Linked DNA regions of Homo sapiens: region 2 is linked to region 1. The links are chromatin loops, found by intact Hi-C in ENCODE. Cell type or tissue: GM12878. All regions are shown on one strand. Links, peaks and the distances in the headings refer to the core of each region. The heading gives the core; the rest is flanking DNA.

Region 1 (4,051 bases), core at 557-3,056:
TGTGATTATAGGCAATTGGTTGGACCAGATCACTTATTTTATTCCGCTCTAATCATATAAGTTTATGAAAGTATGAGACTGGAAAAAAAAACCTGCATAAGTCCTTTTAAACTCTTCCTGTTGTGAGCCTTGAAGTCAATTCAGGGAAGTCCAACTTTAAGGCAAATGCACTATCAAGAAGAATGGATGAGGGAGCAGCCCATAGACCAGCCTGAACGTTGCATTCCTGACAAGAGAATTGGCAGAGTGGAGGCTGCCTGGTAGGTCAATGGATTTGGAAATGAAAGTTACATCATGATTACACGGAAAAAAAAAGTCTCTGATAAATAACAAAGACTGCCACAGAGGCACATAAATAACAGTAGCTAGTAGCAATACGAAGGATACTTTTACTACTGCAGGGCTTCTAGATACTAAGCTCACAGGCACCACTCGCAAACTCAAGGTGCCAATAGGATAACAAAATGCAGAAGTAAGGTTACATAAGCTGATTAATTAGTACAGCAGCTGATTTACTTAAGTTTTTGTTGTTGATTTTGCCTTGCTTTTTGAATTATGTTGTGCTGTTTTTCTCTGGAACCTACATTCATATCTGTTGTCAGACAAAAATCTATTTTGTAAAGGGTTGTTAGTGTTTGATTGCCTCTTATCATGGATTATATATACATTGTTTCACGAAGTTTTGCTCAAGAGATCACTTGTAACATCCAGTATTCCTCAGCAGTTTCAGTCTGAGAAATGGGACATTCTTTACCCCACATTTTATAGATTTTGGATAATAGTATGGGTGCTTTTTTCCCCCAAGGCTAGGAGTAGGGCATATACTTGCCAGAAGCCACTGTGAGCCCAGAAACACAACAGCATGCTTATTTTAAATGATAGAACAAATTATTCCTGTTTGTGAACAAAAAAATTAACATTTAAAAATATTTCAATTTGGAGAATTTGGGAAGAATTATCAGCACATTTGAGATGTGGGAGGAGTGTTATATTTTATTGTAAAGTCATTTGCTAAATTATTTATCCCTGTTCTTTCTGACCATCTTATTAAATATAGAAGTGTATTTAAGTCTTAATATTAGAGAAAAGAGATTGCACTGTTAGCCACTCAGCTACCCTTTTATATTTGCCTGGTAGGTTGAAGCATTCCCTGGCATCAGTCTTTCAATAGATTGAAATTAATATCTCTAATTCCGACTTTAACCTAGGGGTTTGCTGTTATCTGATGGTATGTTAATAGTGCTACACGAGTCGTAAGCCTGTCCCCTCAACCTAGAGAGTTCATTAGGCTTTCTATGAGGTGAAAAAGAGGAGCAGGAAGCCAGTGCCAGTTATTCATTGCCTTATGACTCAATTCTAATCACTTCAGTGCATGTGACTGACAGAGAAATGCTCTCTGCCGTGATTGAGGGTATTGATTTCCCAACCCCTTTCGGGGCACACTAGACAGACACAAACAGAGGCTTCGGCTTTCAAAAAACCTCTTCATCTGCCTTAATCACCTGATCGATAATCAGCATCAAGACTAGGGATCTTGAACAAAGCCTCCGCCAATGTCTTTATTTTCTTTCTTCCATTGGGCTACAGATCTGCTGAGTCAAGGTGATCTTAATAGATCAGAAAGTGAACAGTAAGCAACAACGGTAGCAGCCTTTAGTGACAGTTGTTAGATCTAGAAGTTCCCATTACAAAAAAATGTAACTGTTTCTCTCTTCCTCCTCTCCACCCACATCCTTCATGGACCATTGGCTGGCAAACTAACCCCTGCATACATGGCTGAACACTCTGAGAGCCAGCAAGTGAAATCACTTCTGTGACCCAACCAACTGGAACACGGAGTGTGGGGGAGTGGGAAACATTCATAGACAATGAGCTAGCTCATGAGTTTCATATTTTACAGTGGAAGACCACAGGCAAAGTTAAGTCTGAATTATATCTGAGAACGGAACAATAAGTAATGTGAAACACTCAGCTCGCCCAATACTGAGTGCCTCTAGACAAAGCTTTCCATTTCAAGCTTTTAAATATTTGAAAGGTAAGAGTATGCTCTATTTAAACATTTTATAGAACATTTCTCGTTCGGTTTTTTTAAAGTATTTTGATCAGTCACATCTATTTGAAGCTCTGACATTTTAAAATTAAAATTGAAACACTGTTTCCACATCTTGGAAAAAATTTTAATAAATGTTTAAAATTAACTTGTAAATTAAAGGGCTATCTTTAAATCTTGGCATTGCCCCTTCCTCCAAAAGTGTGTAACATTACCTTCCTCAAAAGTTTGCTTTGTTAGGATTTTAAGGGGAATTTTTTTTCTATAACCCCACCGATTTGATTGTGGTAAATGGTTAATTTGTGGTCCTACTTAAAGAATTTTTTTATTCAGCTCTAAGAATTCCCTACTGAATGGAAAACAGTAACACTTATCAAATACCATCTATATTGCCAAAGTGTGAAATGTTTCCAATTAGAATTTCATTCATGTTTAGCCAATTTTTCAATTGAATTAAAAAAGCATAAAACACACATAATCTAATGTATCCTCTGTGACGAGTGAGTCTTTATTTTGCTGAATTCAGAAGAGCCTCATCCAATATAATCACTGCATTCATTCCAATTATAAGAGCAAAGTTGTGCAGACTTCTTATATGTTATGCGATGTCAAGAAGCACAGTGCCCAGCACTAATACCTCCAGTGAAAAAGGCAGCGATTTCCCACAGCAGCGCCTTGATTTAAATTACAGAGCACATTTATTATGCTTCTGTTCCTCAGACTGTGAAATACCATAGTACAGTAGCTTTGTTCTGACCCCTTCTCCAAAGCCCTGCCTCAAAGTGTGACTAATCTAGTGCCGGATGACAGCTAACTTCAACATCAGACAACACGAAAATTGAAGACACTTTTTATCCTCTTGCCAATCTGCGAGTGTCTGAATAAGCCTCGTCAACTTCATTACAAACTCATCATCTCTTGTGTAGATAATGATAGCCTAGGCTGGTGGAGAACTCAGCTTCTTGTTGTTTTTACTGACTTTCTCTGCCTTCAGGCCAAGCATCTGTGGGGATAATGAATGGAGCAATTCTTTTGGCACAAAACAAAAGGCTCTTGGGGTGGGGAAAGGCCCATGGCGTCAGTCTAGGCACAGCTCTCACAAACGAAAATTCTTTGTTATGAATCGCTCCTCAGAAAATAGCTCTATCGTAACCAGAGAAGTGAAGGACACAGAGTAACTTTGTACTGAGGCAGGGAGGTTAAAGGCAGTGACCATGTGAAAGAATTTCAGAGGGATTTGATTCTTCTTTTATTATTTTATTTATTTATTTATTTTAGGTGCCTTTAGCTAAAGCCTATTTGTACCAGATAGAATAACTGTACAGTACCAGCTGAACTATTTAGGATACATTCATTCTAGCATTTCAAAATGGTAGACTTTCTGAATTAGTTCTCCTAGAACTACTGATGGGGTGTGTACAGAACATATAGAGAATGTGAGAATATAGCAGTAGGGAATGTACAAAGATCCAGGAGCACCTTTTAAAGCAAAATTCATCTATTATACTAGTATATGAATATATATCATACCTTTCCCTAGTCTGTTGAGACAGAAGTTAGAGCTCATAATCATCCAAAATTTAAAATATTAAAAATAAGTTTTTACAATTTTATGAATTGTGTGATTAAGAAACGTGGGTGATAGCTAATTATGCCTTACAAGTATGGTAGCTTTATATCATTTATACATATCCCTAATAACTATTTGATCACTTAGCAGATTCTGCTACTAGGCATATTAATCGGTGGCACATTTAGTAAAAAAGATCTTTGTTAAGTAGTGTGGCTGAATATGATAGTTATTTTACCAATTTCTTTTTCTCTTTTTAGAACGTGAAGTTAGTGTGACAATCCCACAATAAAACCCACTCTCTTGAAATTTGATCATTTACTTTGAAGTGATATTCAGCAATTAAATTTTGTATTTCTTTCAATGTTCGTTATGAAAATTGATGTCAATTTTCTGTCTCCTCACCAATTGAAAATAGCTTCTGCATATTA
Region 2 (4,051 bases), core at 1,031-3,530, 740 kb before region 1:
CATTTATTTACATAAACATTTATTGAACATTTATTTACATAAATGTGATTGAACTAGGTAGAAGCCTTTATGTGTGTATTAGAGTTTATAAAGTTCCAATGAAGGTATATCATTAAGTCTAACTGAATACTTAATAGTGTGCTAGGCATTATATGAGACCGGTGGTTCTCAAAATTGGCTGCACTTTAGAATCTCTTGGGGAGATTTTTAAAAATCCTCACAAACCAATTAAATCAGAATCTCTGAAAGTGACACCTAGGCCTCAGTATTTTCTTAAATGTAGGTGGGTCCATTGTGCAACCAAGTTTGAGAACCATTGTGCTAGACAATGAATATACCTTACCCATTTAACCCTCTCAGCAACCTTGAGAGGCAGGAAGTGTTATTCCAGTTTTGCAATTCAAGTTCCAGTGAGATCAAATGACCTAATAACTAATTTGTGCAGACCCAGACACAAACCACGATCTCTGACTCTGAATCTTGATTTTTATCAATAACTCTTGGTGATTAGTATGTAGATTTTTTTTCCTTTTTGCAAGTGTGTATCTTTTTTTATTACCCTGTGCCTTTCTGGAATGCATTAATGTTGTCACTGGAAGATTACACTGTATGTATTTAGTGAGCTAGATATTTTTGTTTTCTCCCTGCCGTATCGCCCACATGTCCCCACCAAAAACAGTGAAGGCCAAGTTATACAACGATTATCTAAAGCACTTATTTTAAATTTATAGATACTAGAATAAGTTTATTGACTTAGAGATGCTGCTTAGGAATAAACTATTACTCTATCAACTTTTATAAAAATATATTTTGCCATTTTTTAACTATTTTAGATATTATAAGCAAAACAAAAAATAGAAACCAGGGTTTTGGAATTGAAAATATTATTAGGATATTACTAAATGTTAAAGAAATTTCCCTGGAAATTACCTGAAGATGATGAGTAGAGGGGGAATGGAGAGAGAGAATTATGTTACTTAGCATCTCAGTAACTGGCTATCATAGTGAATATTAAACTTTTCCTCACCACAAGTATTTTTAGGAGTCATATGTTTTCTACTGGAGTACATATCTGCTTAGAATAGGAGAATAAGAGTTGCTTCAGGAAAAGTTACTTGGCAAGTGAATTTGGAATAGACCTCTAGTGAAAGCCAAAGGAAAATAAGTGCTCATGGTGCTCACTAGCACATTCCCTCACTCTTGCTCTCTCTCTCTCTCTCCCTCCCTCCCTCCCTCATTCTCTCTCTCTCTCTCATGCTGCCATATACACACTATACGCACGTATGTATACTCACACATTTGTATGTGTGTACTATATGTATAGAATGTATTTAGAGTAAGGTGAACAAAAGCTGGCCCTATGTCTATTAAAGGTCTGAAATGATAACTAAGCATGAGGCAGAACAACTTCTAAGATGTATTTGGGAACCACCCTTGCACAGCATAGTGATTTTTTATATATACATGAAAAGTATGGCAGGATGATAAATACTGTCCATTTGTTTACATGAATTTAAAAGGGCATTTAGAAGCAAGTGAACTATCTAATTTCATTTAAGAAATAACAGCTTTTGAGTTGCGAGCTAAATTAAATTTAAAGAATCCTGTCATTACCTACATGACCCTTTTATTACATGAGTTAGAACACAGAGCAGGTTATGTCTTTCTGGGTATATGACAACTAAATTACAATAAAGCTTCATCTACTCATGCTAACCTTATTCTCAAAGGTCTAATGATACAAAGAGGTTCTATTGTGTCCTGTGGCCCACTTTACATAATTGCTATGTTCCTTAAAAGTAGTAAAAGGGGAAGATTTGAGAGAGGTATAACAACAAAAAATCAACCTAATGAAACTATATTTAAGTAGATTCATTCTTTAAGAATTAATTGAACATACTATGCAGAAGGTAATGTACTAATCAAAAATGGCAAAATTATGTTAATGGTTTTTGACTCAAAAAATTTTTCTGGTGGATAAGGTGATGTACTTTGGAAACTATGCACAAGGTACCCTGGGGTATTTCACTCCTGCATTGTGCTAGTCACTTGGCTACGTCTTTACTCTTTCTGCCATACTCTACATGCTAGAGGGAAACCTGTGTCTTTAAAAACAACATTTAAAAAAATTTTCATATATTTATTGCAGACAGGGTCTTGCTTTGTCACCTAGGCTGGAGTGCAGTGGCACAATCGTGGCTCACTGCAGCCTTGACATCCCAGGCTTAAGTGATCCTCCCGGCTCAGCCTACCGAGTAGCTGAGACTAGAGGTGCATATCAGCATGCCAGGCTATTTTTTAAATTTGTTTGGTAGAGATGAAGTATTATTATGTCATCCAGGCTCTTGGCTTCAAGTGATCCTCCTGCCATGGGCTCCGAAAATGCTGAGATTACAGGTGTGGGCCACTGCACCCAGCCGGAAACCTGTGTCTTGTCTTTGGATTTGCTCTACTTCATTGTCACACAGAGATGGGTGTGATAGATCATCATAGCTAATTATTGAACAAAAGGATTTACATGTTTCCTTTAAATATAGACAAGGTCCTAAAAGAATTTAAAATAGACTTCTGTGTAAAACAAGAAAGGTTCTTGGATTGCAAAGACGATGTGCTCTAAATGTAGGTGATGCCAGGAGCAGTGCTTTAGAACAGCGAGTACGTCAAATCACCTGAAACTGAAACTCAGGTACAGCGTGTATGTAGAACTGTCATTCTCTAGTTTGCTGGTTGAGTGATGAGACTGCAGTCAAGGTGTAGGCTGGGGCTCAAGTCTTTACTGGGGAGAGATTTGCTTCCAAGCTCACTCTTGTGACTATTGGCCTGAGATGTCAGTTGCCACATGGGACTCCCCATAGGGCAGCTGGATTCTCTCAGAGCAGGAGGGTACCTAAAATAACACCATGGTCTTTTCGTAACCTAATCTCAGAAATGACAGCCAATCACTGTTGCTGCATTCTATTTACTGGAAGTGAGTCACTAAGTCCAGCCCACGTACAAAGGGAGGAGACTGCACAAGGAAGCAGTCATTGGACATCATCTTAGAGAAGGCCCACCATGGTAAATGTATTTCCTTAAACTGAGTATATAAAAATATTATTTTAACATGTAGTCAGCATACAATAATTACCAATAGATATTTAATACCTTTTACTAAGTCTATGGAATATAGTGTGTATTTTACACTTATAGCACTTCTCAACTCAGATGTTATATTTTCATTGGAAATACCCGATCTGTATTTAGATGTCATGAAATTTATACTTGAAAAAATAGATTCTGGGCCAGCACGGTGGCTCACACCTGTAACTTCAGCACTTTAGGAGGCCGAGGCAAGTGGATCATTTGAGGATAGGAGTTCATGACCAGCCTGGCCAACGTGGTGCGACCCTGTCTCTACAAAAATTAGCTGGGCATGGTAATGAATGCCTATACTTCCAGCTACTCAGGAGGCTGAGGCACGAGAATTGCTTGAACCCAAGAGGCTGAGGTTGCAGTGAGCTGAGATCGTACCACTGCCTTCCAGCCTGGGTGACGGAGTGAGCCTCTGTCTTAAAAAAAAAAAAAAAAAAAATTCCCATACTCAACTTATCCCAAATATACTTAAACATTTTCCAGTAACTGAATCAAGTATCAGTTTTAAAATTCAAATTAAAACTAAATAAACTAAAACTGTAGTCCCTCAGTCACACTAATTATGCTTCAAGTGCTCAGTAGCTACATGGCCGCCATATTGGACAGCAGAGTCCTAGAAGTTTTGCTGCAAAAGAAAGGCGGGTAATGACAAGGTACTTGAAAGAGTACTTGGAAGAAGCAGGCAAGTCGTATTTAAGATAATAGAAATCTCTGCATTTTTTTTTTTTGTTTGTGCACCTTGGAGAGAGAGATTTAAGGTGGCAGAAACATGGGATGTAATTGATGGGACTATGGATTATTGGTCAGACTTAAGTGGAGGTGCTATGGGGGCAGAAAGCCTGAAGTGATGAATGGCTTGTGGTAGGGACTTGGTATTCCAGGTGTTGAAATGTAAAATAATTGAGTGTGGGAGACTGAA

What was found. A loop is a pair of places that touch in the nucleus more often than their neighbours do. Peaks named below come from ENCODE experiments on the same cell type or tissue, not always from the same donor. Only the 100,000 strongest peaks of a DNase experiment are listed, where the experiment ranks them.
Region 2: a loop joins it to region 1, with 3 times the contacts of the local background. A loop is called at or near these places in 1 of 110 quality-filtered maps.

The regions. Positions count from the first base shown.
Region 1 is chr2:164,013,266-164,017,316 of GRCh38, reverse strand. No RefSeq gene overlaps it. Among named protein-coding and RNA genes, the nearest start is that of FIGN, 280 kb to the right of the region's middle. RefSeq lists enhancers at 1,540-1,689, 1,730-1,779. In GM12878, for the core only: no CTCF peak of the experiment used is centred there; DNase peaks (open chromatin) are centred at 1,466 and 1,786; H3K27ac peaks cover 377 bases.
Region 2 is chr2:164,753,260-164,757,310 of GRCh38, reverse strand. All of the region lies in intron 2 of COBLL1 (cordon-bleu WH2 repeat protein like 1), which reads left to right. Among named protein-coding and RNA genes, the nearest start is that of SNORA70F, 68 kb to the right of the region's middle. In GM12878, for the core only: no CTCF peak of the experiment used is centred there; no DNase peak of the experiment used is centred there; H3K27me3 peaks cover 175 bases.